Regions from separate parts of the Homo sapiens genome. Here region 1 is linked to region 2. A link is a contact called in ENCODE Hi-C or POLR2A ChIA-PET data. All regions are on one chromosome and are shown on one strand. The core of a region is the stretch at or near the end of the contact, and the rest is flanking DNA. Distances in the headings are between cores, read along the strand shown.

What was found. A loop is a pair of places that touch in the nucleus more often than their neighbours do. ChIA-PET counts read pairs that join two places held with the same protein, here RNA polymerase II (POLR2A). Pooled maps may share reads with other maps.
Region 1: a pooled map shows a loop between it and region 2 (2.7-fold over the local background). The contact joins the promoter of C2orf42 here to the enhancer-like site in region 2. A Hi-C loop is called at or near these places in 4 of 50 pooled maps. POLR2A ChIA-PET finds 5 or more read pairs at or near these places in 2 of 52 experiments (Caco-2 and HepG2).

Annotation. Positions count from the first base shown.
Region 1 is chr2:70,187,758-70,193,232 of GRCh38, forward strand. It overlaps C2orf42 (chromosome 2 open reading frame 42), which reads right to left and starts at 3,262. Exons shown (of 10, transcript NM_017880.3): 1 at 3,216-3,262. RefSeq lists enhancers at 2,661-2,770, 2,861-2,910, 3,124-3,709, 3,501-3,560, 3,581-3,670.
Region 2 is chr2:70,028,030-70,032,776 of GRCh38, forward strand. It overlaps PCBP1-AS1 (PCBP1 antisense RNA 1), which reads right to left. Exons shown (of 11, transcript NR_033872.1): 7 at 4,104-4,226. It also overlaps a transcript of ASPRV1 not described here. Among named protein-coding and RNA genes, the nearest start is that of PCBP1-AS1, 57 kb to the right of the region's middle. RefSeq lists an enhancer at 1,062-1,933. Within about 2 kb of position 2,187, at least 24 of the 41 ENCODE cell types and tissues checked have a DNase peak (open chromatin) inside an H3K27ac peak, as active enhancers do.

The DNA.
Region 1 (5,475 bases), core at 2,012-4,511, 160 kb after region 2:
TCACCTCACTGCAACCTCCGCCTCCCGGGTTCAAGCAATTCTCCTGCCTCAGCCTCCCGATTAACTGAGACTACAGGCACATGCCACCACGCCCAGCTAATTTTTGTATTTTTAGTAGAGACGGGGTTTCACCATGTTGGCCAGGCTGGTCTCGAACTCCTGACCTCAGATGATCCACCCACCTCGGCCTCCCAAAGCTCTGGGATTACAGGCATAAGCCACCATACCCGACTGCATTTTGGCTTTTATAGGAAAGCTAAAGACAGTACAGAGACTTCCTACCTACCTTTCACACAGACTCCCCAAATGTTAACATCTCACATAACTATGGGGCATTTGTCAAAAATAAGGTCTTAACATTGGTACAACACTATTAACTCTACTACAGGCTTTATTCAGATTTTACCAGTTGTCCACTAATGCCCCTTTTTATTTTATTTATTTTTTTGAGACGGAGTCTTGCTCTGTCACCCAGGCTGGAGTGCAGTGGCGTGATCTTGGCTCACTGCAACCTCTGCCTCCCGGGTTCAAGCAATTCTCCTGCCTCAGCCTCCTGAGTAGCTGGGATTACAGGCGTCCACCACCAAGCCCGGCTAATTTTTCTGTATTTTTAGTTGAGACGGGGTTTCTCCATGTTGGCCAGGCTGGTCTCGAACTCCTGACCTCAAGTGATCTGCCTGTCTCGGCCTCCCAAAGTACTGGGATTACAGGCGTGAGCCGCTATGCCTGGCCTCAATCTCCCTTTTAAAAAAGAATAAATCTTTTAGACTAATTTTAGATTTTCAGAAAAGTGGCAGATAGAACACAGTTCCCAAACACCACTCACCCAGTTTCCCAATGTTAACATCATATATAAACATGGGACATTTGTCAAAACCAAGGGACCAACATTGCCACATTATTATTAACTGAACTCTAGACTTTGCCCCTTTTTTCTGTTTCTGGATCAAATCCAAGATACCACATTGCATTGAGTCATCACGTCTCCTTAGTCCCCTCAAGTCCGTGAGTTTGTCTTTCTTTTTCCTAATCTTGACAGTTTTGAAGAGTCGAATATTTTACAAAATGTCCCTCAATTTGAGCTTGTTTGATATCTTCCTTGCATATTTGGAATCAGTATATTTTGATTTGATATTCTGACCCAGCAATTACACTACTAAGAATTTATTTTACAGACTGACTCCCACATGTGTGAAATGAGGGAAATTATAAGGCAACTCAATGAAGAATATTTGTAGCAGCAAAATATAAGAAACAACCTGATGTCCCTCAAGAAGATACTGGTGTAATTAATTATGGTATGCCTACAAAATGGAATACTTCCCAGAAAATAAAATATTTTTACAGCTGTTTAAAAAAAAATGGCATGGCCGGGCACGGTGGCTCACACCTGTAATCCCAGCACTTTGGGAGGCGAGGCAGGCGGATCACCTGAGGTCGGGAGTTCCTGACCAGCCTGAACAACATGGAGAAACCCTATCTCTACTAAAAATACAAAATTAGCCGGGCGTGGTGACGTATGCCTGTAATCCCAGCTACTCCGGAGGCTGAGGCAGGAGGATCGCTTGAACCCGGGAGCCAGAGGTTGCGGTGAGCCAAGATCGTGCCATTGCACTCCAGCCTGGGGAACAAGAGAGAAACTCCATCTCAAAAAAAAAAAAAAAAAAAAAAAAAAATGGGCCGGGCGCGGTGGCTCACGCCTGTAATCCCAGCACTTTGGGAGGCCGAGGCGGGCAGATCACAAGGTCAGGAGATCGAGACCATCCTGGCTAACACAGTGAAACCCTGTCTCTACTAAAAATACAAAAAATTAGCTGGGCGAGGTGGCGGGCGCCTGTAGTCCCAGCTACTAGGGAGGCTGAGGCAGGAGAATGGCGTGAACCCTGGGGGGTGGAGCCTGCAGTGAGCCGAGATCGTGCCACTGCACTCCAGCCTGGGCGACAGCGAGACTCCGTCTCAAAAAAAAAAAAAAAAAAATGGCCTGAGTAGCTGGACGTGGTGGCTCACGCCTGTAATCCCAGCACTTTGGGAGGCTGAGGCGGGAGGATCACTGAGCTCAGGAGTTCAAGACCAGCCTGGGCAACATAGTGAGACCCTGTCTCTTAAAAAAAAAAAAAGATACACTGTGGAGTGAAAAAAGTGCAGCACTTTGTAATATGCTATTCTTGGTTTTACTCTTTTAAAAGAAAAAAAAAAAGACGAGAGATACACATATGTATCTATCTAGACACACACACATACAATGTCTATTGCATCAGAAGAAACGACATGGGATTTGGGAAACAGAAGTTAGGAGGGAGACTTACATCTCACTGTTTGGCAGTATTTGAATTTTAAAACATGTACTAGTATTACTTCCTAGAGACTCTATATCGAAAGCATATACAAACAATTAACACAACTTGTAAAGAACGTGGATTTGAAACCTGAAAGATCTGCTGGGTATTCTCTTCTCAGCAAGTTTACAAATCAGCCTCCTCGGCGGGAGAGTGTCAAGGGACTGGTGTTGGAAGCGTTAACCCGCGATGGGTTTCCATCCAACCACTACCCAGACCTAAATGTTTGGTGGATTCTGTTTCATGCTTGTGAGGCACAGTTAGGGGAAAAGAACAAATGATCATTACGGATAAATAATAAAACTAGCTGAGTACACTGCGTGTTAAATCCTTTCTATGCATGTACTGCCCACACGATCCTGTGAGGTAGATACTATGTTACCCATCTTAGAGATGAGGAAACTGTTACTCAGATTTGACGGAAGCGTCACAGCCAGCAGGTAACTCACAAACGTGGGTTTGTAGTCGGCTGGATGGCTTGCCAAACCACAAGTGGGAGGATGGAGCACATCAGCCCTCAACGGCCTCGGAACAGCGGAGGAAGACCGCCGGGGCCCTGCAGTCAACGGAGCGGCCGCCCGACTCCGGGACGCTCACCTCCCGGCCGGCTTCCGGGATGGGTCTGCAGCGACACACACATATCCCCTGGGACCTGCTTCCCGGCATCCTCCCCGCGCGAGCGCTCACTTCCGGTCCCAAGTAGGCCCAGGCAGAAGCATCACCTCGCCGGCAGCCGCTCCTTGGACATGCTTTCCGCTGGGAACCCGAGCTCTACACCCCTGCCCCACCGCCGCCCCGGTCCTTGCTCAGCACTACCCCCTTACCTGCCCTGCGCACCCCCCGCGAGCCCCGGGGCCCTTAGCTGACGACCGCCCTCACCTCTTCTCTCTTCGCCTGCCGCGGCCTTTTACAAACGGGGCCAAACTGTTCGCTGTAACGACAATCGTTATTGGTCAGAGCCGCCCACGCGCGGCAAGTGGCCGCCCACCTGAGCTCGCGTTGTCTTATGGGAGTTTTAGTTCTCTCCTTCAGAGACCGCTGAGACACTGGGGGAATGCGGTGGTAGAACATACGCCGACCTAGCGGCTGTAAAGCTCAGGCTCTGCCTTGGAGTTGGAGTGCTTCTGGCCTATCTTACTGGGCGCTCACCTCCAAGGCTCGTCTTGACTCCCTTCTGGCCTGAGAGAGTCCTATTTCTGAATAGACTTTTGCTGGTAATTGATGCAAAAATGACTTGAGTTGCTGGACGTGGTGGCTCACGCTTGTAATCCCAGCACTTTGGGAGGCTGAGGCGGAGGATCTCTTGAGGCTAGGAGTTCGAGACCAGCCTGAGCGACATAGCGAGACCCTGTCCTTACAAAAAATGAAAATTAAAAAAAAAATCGCCCGAGATTTTCTACATTATTAGCAGATGTCAGCTGCGAATTTGGAGTTTGTTTGGAGGTTCTTGCCCACCTGAGTATTCACCTCTATCACATGTATGTTTATGACAAGTTAACTTTTTCTCCCTTAAGTACACTTTGAACTACACTTGAACGTTTTCTCTTAAAATGAGATAAAAAAGAGCTTCCTGTATATCTTAGTTCTGGTCCTTGGAATCACGGAATAAATCTAAATGCTCATCGTTCATGATTGAAGATAGCTCCCGAGTGCAATGTGTTCATGGTGAGGCCACTGTGTTGGAAAACCCTGGAATGAGGTTTTCTGCTCTCCTGACCCTAGTCTGGCTACTTACTAGTGGTAGCAGGTTAATTTACTATTGGGAAACCTTAGTCAACTATTTATAAGAGAAGTGGAACGTTCCGGCCGGGCGTCGTGGCTCACGGCTGTAATCCCAGCACTTTGGGAGGCCGAGGCGGGCGGATCACAAGGTCAAGAGATCGAGACCATCCTGGCCAACATGGTGAAACCCTGTCTCTCTACTAATACAAAAAAAAAAAGTTAGCTGGGCGTGGTAGCGCGTGCGGGTAGTCCCAGCTACTCGGGGCACTAAGGCAGGAGAATCGCTTGAACCTGGGAGGCTGAGGTTGCAGTGAGCTGAGATCGCGCCACTGCACTCCAGCCTGGCGACAGAGCGACTCCGTCTAAAAAATAAATAAATAAAATAAAAAAAGAGAAATGGAACATTCCAGGACTAATGTTTGTAGTATTAGTTCTTAAACTGGAAAGAGAGGGAGAGGGACACAATTTTTCCAGAAGACTTTTTAGTTTTCTTTCCATTTATTATGTAAACTAAAAATAAAATCCCATGCCCCACAGCCAACTGAATGAACCCTCACCCCTTGGCCAAGGGGATGTTAAACTGAATTCTGAATTCTCCTGGGTGGAAAGGGAGGTCGGACATGCCTCCTTATACTCCCTCTTTTGGAGTTTAGGCACAACTGACCACCATTAATGTTAAAAGAGAAATTATAAGAATGGCAGAACAGACTCTCTGTAGCAATAGAATACCAAATAATAAACAAGACCAAAGGCCATGCAAGGCAAGAATTAAGCCACACCCTACAAACCATAACATCTTTTTAAATGAGTTTTTAAATTAACCCTGTATCGTGTGGCTTACTTTCCAGCCTGAATCAGGTATAGCACCACATGATAAAAAGCAGATGCCCCACCCTTATAATGTAAGCATTCCTTTGTACTGACTTCGAGTCCTTAGACAAAGCTTAACTCTATTTTTTTTTTTTTTTTTTTTTTTTTGAGAAGGAGTCTCCCTCTGTTGCCCAAGCTGGAGTGCAGTGGCATGATCTCAGCTCACTACAACCTCCGCCTCTGGGATTCAAGTGATTCTCCCACCTGAGCCTCCCGCGTAGCTGAGATTACAGGTGCATGCCACCACACCCGGCTAATTTTTGTATGTTTCAGAGAGATGGGGTTTCACCATTTTGGTCAGGCTGGTCTCGAACTCCTGACCTGAAATGATCCACCTGCCTGGGCCTCCCAAAGTGCTGGGATTACGGCAGTGAGCCATGGCGCTCTACCAAAGCTGAACTCCTTCAACCAATTGCCAACTAAAGAATCCCTAGGCGGGACACGATGGCTCACCGCATCTGGCCTTTTTCCTTTTTCCTTTTTTTTTTTTTGAGACAGAGTCTCGCTCTGTTGCCCAGGCTGGAGTGCAGTGGCGCAATCTCGGCTC
Region 2 (4,747 bases), core at 937-3,436:
GTAATTAAAGGTCCCTAAGAAAGGTCCTCAGATCCTCCAACATATCTAGTGAAATGATACCTAAAACCCATAATTAGAACTCTCGCTTCCTTTCACTGCAGTTCCACTAGGTTGGGCCACATTGGGTGAGGCTGGGTGCAGCTAGAACCAGCATTATTCTGAGCTGTTGGCACTCTTTTCCACCCCAATACAGATGAAGATACTGAGAACGGAGTGTGATGGGGTAGGTGTGGAAATAGATGGAAGTAATGACGAGAAGACAACTTTCTAGTATTACCCACAATTGATTCATTTCAGGTCTCTCTCCCATGAACCCCACTGAACTTATTTGCGCTGAGTCTTTGGAAATTAGCAAGCACCTTCTTCAACGTACTCACCCCTCCATGCCACCTGAGACCTAGGAAATAGGGTGCTCTCTGCATGGGCTCTCTGATGGCTCAAGGGCTATAAATTATGATGTGATTAACTCAAAACCTTCCTCTCTGGGTGCCTCTGGAGGTGACATAGTAGGAACCCTGGTGCTGTGGTTTGAATGCATCCACCAAAGTTCATGTGTTGGAAACTTAATCCCCAATGCATCAGTGTTGAGAGGTAGGATCTTTAAGAGGTGATTAGGTCATGAGGGCTGTGCTCTCACAAATAGATTCATGTCATAGTCACAAGACTGGGTTCCTGATAAAAGGATAAGTCTGGCCCCCTCCTCCCTTGCGCATGTATACTTTCTTGCCCTTCTACATTCCACCATGGGATGACGCAACAAAAAATAGCCAGGCGTGGTGGCACGAGCCTGTAGTCCCAGCTACTCGGGAGGCTGAGGCAGGAGAATCATTTGAACCCAGGAGGCGGAGGGTGCAGTGAGCTGAGGCCGTGCCACTGCACTCCAGCCTGGGCGACAGAGAGACTCCGTCTCCAAAAAAATAAATAAATAAAATAAATTCTCCTTCCCAAAATATCAACCCTGGCACCTAAACTTCCACCACCAGAGAGGCCCTAAAGTTACTCAATGGCTCTCTGTTAAAATACAAATATCCCTCAACTCAGAGTAGGGGGTAGGGGACTGGTGTGATGTCATTCGAGAGCAAACCCATTGTAAGCCTGCAATTTCTGTATCTGGGGCTTAGGAGTGGCAATCCAGCAGAAAGAGGATTGGGGCAGGGAAGTGGCAGGTAATTACATTGAATATTTATTTGGAATAACTTTGGCCAAGGGACTGACAGAAATTTGGGATGCTAAAGACATATAAGTGACGCCCTGACTACCATTCCAGCAAGAGAAACAAGCTGAGTGCAAAGACATTGGCAATAAAAACAAAAACAAAAACAGGAGTTCGGCCAGGCACGGTAGCTCACACCTGTAATCCTAGCACTTGGGGAGGCTGAGGTGGGTGGATCACAAGCTCAGGAGATTGAGACCATTCTGGCCAACATGGTGAAACCCCATCTCTGCTAAAATACAAAAAATGAGCCAGGCGTGGTGGTGCGCACCTGCAGTCCCAGCTACTCAGGAGGCTAAGGCAGGGGAATCACTTGAACCCAGGCAGCAGAAGTTGCAGTGAGCCGAGATTGTGCCACTGCACTCCACCCTGGTGACAGAGCAAGACTCCGTCTCAAAAACAAAACAAAACAAAATAGGAGTCCTGGACTTAGTGGAGGACATCAGATTCAACTCCCTCCCCTACTTGGCCACTTTGCTTGTCAGAAGCAGGTAAGCACACCAAGGCTGAGCTAAGAAATATCCACAAGGGGTCTTGTGTCCTCAGAATTCTCATCAAGGACCCCTCCCTAGAGGAGGCTGAGGAGGGAGTACAGGTCCTTGGGCCACAAATGGTGGGAGAAAGGCACAGTGAATTGTGAGCTGTCTTATCCAGTCACATGATCTCTTTTTCTCCCTCCTCCTCTGGTCTCTCCCTCTCCACCCTTCCCCTCCCTTTGCTCTGTTTTCAAGATTTGGTTAAAATAGATGCAAACTCCAGTCTTTTCTATTTTTAATACCGAGCCATTACATAATCCACACAGTAATTGCTGACTTGAAAAACTATTGGCAACATTAGAAAATCCCCAGAGTTTTAAACAGGAAAAGGATTACTACAGCACAAAAGCCTTTGGTAGTTTCACTGACTAGTAAACCATTGGTAATCGTCACTTGCCAGTGGAAGTCACATGGGCCCTGGGAAACACTCCCCTATCTCAGGGAAAGCAGGCTGGGGGAAGGGATGAAATGCAGCCTCAGCTGGGAGGAGGAGGCTGCTGGTGGGGTGGTGTGCTGAGCTCTGAGTGGGGCTCCAACAAGTGACCTCCAGCCAAAAGTGCTGAAGGAGTGAGCTTCAGGTTGTCCTCGGGCCACCTTTTACTGCTTTTGTTTCTTGCTAGGGAATGAGTGAAGTCTCCAGCGGCCCAGTCCTTTCCCTCTCGGTTTCCCACCTTCCTACAGCCTCCAACATATTCCTGTAAGAGCCTGAGGGAGGGTGGACTACTCCAGTTAAATAGATTTTATAAAGACACAGGAGCAGGGAAGGCTGCCTGTTTATCACAAAGACCTAATCCACTCCTCTGCAAGGCTTTCCAGACATTAGGCCAGAACCACACTATTTAATTCTTCAATAAAATGATCCAATGAAAGTTTAAGAACCAGTGGTTTGGTTTACAACCAAGCAGAAGTTAATTATCTAATTGAGACAAAATTCTCTGTATGTGTATGTGTGTTGGGAGTGTGGGCAGTGTATAAGATACAGAGGGGACAGGGACTACTCTCCCTGATTTTGCCACTTCTGCCACAATCCTAACCCCAATAATCAAGGAGGATCTGAATAACCACATGGCCATTCATTCAATAAACATATGCTGAATGCCACATACCAGACTAGGTGCTGGGGATGCAACACAGCAAAATCACTGCCCTGCTAGAACTGCTAGGTCAGTGAAGGAGAGACATTAATCAAAATATTACATAAACATATCATTACAATGATAATGAAGGCTTATGAGGGGAAGGTACAGGGCACTAGGAGCATTTAGAATAGGGGTATCGGATTGGGTCTGAGGGTTCCTAGATTATCCTTAGGACTCCAGGGTTCTTTTAAATCAGTACCCCTTCTTCTTCCCCTCACCCCACTCCTTCCTTGCTTCCTGTAGTTAATATTTACTGGTTTTTTTCTATGAGGAGGATAATGCCAGGTTCTTCACATGCATGATCTCATGTGATTCTCATGACAAACTTACAATTCAGCACTTTATGACAAAGGATTTGCTGAGAAAGGCTGATCCACATTTTGCAAGGAGAACTATATAAAATTTATGGCACTGATTAGTTAAAACTCTTCTGGCTGCAGGTGGCAAAATTCCACATCAAATTTTCAAAAGGAGGGGTAAAAAAAGGGAAAACCTGAGGGCTGGGTGCAGTGGCTCACACCTGTAATCCCAGCACTTTGGGAGGCCGAGGCGGGCGGATCATGAGGTCAGGAGATCAAGACCATCCCGGCTAACATGGTAAAACCCCGTCTCTACTAAAAATACAAAAAATTAGCTGGGAGTGGTGGTGGGCGCCTGTTGTCCCAGCTACTTGGGAGGCTAAGGCAGGAGAATGGCGTGAACCCGGGAGGTGGAGCTTGCAGTGAGCCGAGATTGAGCTACTGCACTCCAGCCTGGGCGACAGAGCAAGACTCCATCCAAAAAAAAAGAAAACCTGGGCTCATGTCAATGAAATGATGAAATGTTCAGGGTTAGACTAGCTTAAGGCACAGTTAGATCCAGGTGCTCCAAAGATGTCATGTGGCCTTCATCTTGCTCCATCTCACAGCTCAGCTTTTACTTATGCTTGTTTCATTCTCAGGCAGCGTTTCCCTCAGGGTGGCAAGATGGCCCTCAGCAGCATAAGGCTTACATTTTACAGGCTTGGGAACCCACCTGGAAAAGAAATGAGGTCACTTTCTTAACAGTTCCAACAGAAATCCAGAGTCGTGATTGGCCTGGATTTGGAACCATGCCCACGTCAATTGCTATTCTCTGACCACAGTCATGTGTCCTCCAAGGGACTTATCCCACCAGAATCTGGTCTGAGAGTGGGGAAGGATGTGGTACCCAAAAGGAAAATCAAAGTGTTCTTACCTAAGAATGGAGACTGCATGCTGGGCAGTCAAAGCCCACTGATCTCTATCGTCCTCAAAGTTTGGAATTACAGTGGATGTTAAGACTACGAGATAAATTCTTCTATCAACCAGGTCCTCCTCCCTAAGGAATGAGCAAGAGTGGTTTGTTCAGTGTGGCACTAGCTGCATTCACTCTGGTCCTCCCTCAGCTGCTCAGACACCTTGGCTTAGGATAGTGATTGGAGTTAATATTTGCTTAAGACCAAGTGTGGTGGCTCACAATTATAATCTCAGCATTTTGGGAGGCTAACACGGGAGGGCTGCTTGAGCACCAGAAGTTCGAGATCAGCCTAAGCAACCTGGCGAGACTTGGTCTCTACAAAAAAAAAAAAAAATGATCTGGCCATGGTGGTATGCACCTGTAGTCTCAGCTACTCAAGAGGCTGAGGCAGGAGGATTGCTTGAGCCCAGGAGGTTAAGGCTACAGTAAGCCATGATTGCACTACTGCACTTCAGCCTGGGTGACAGAGTGAGATCCTATCTCAAAAAAATTTATTTTGCTTAGGTCCTTGCTGAGAGCAGTCTTCAAGTCCCAAGACTTTGTGTAAGACTTTGCCCAACCTCTTTACCCCTAATGATATATCCTACTCAGCAATGGTGTGG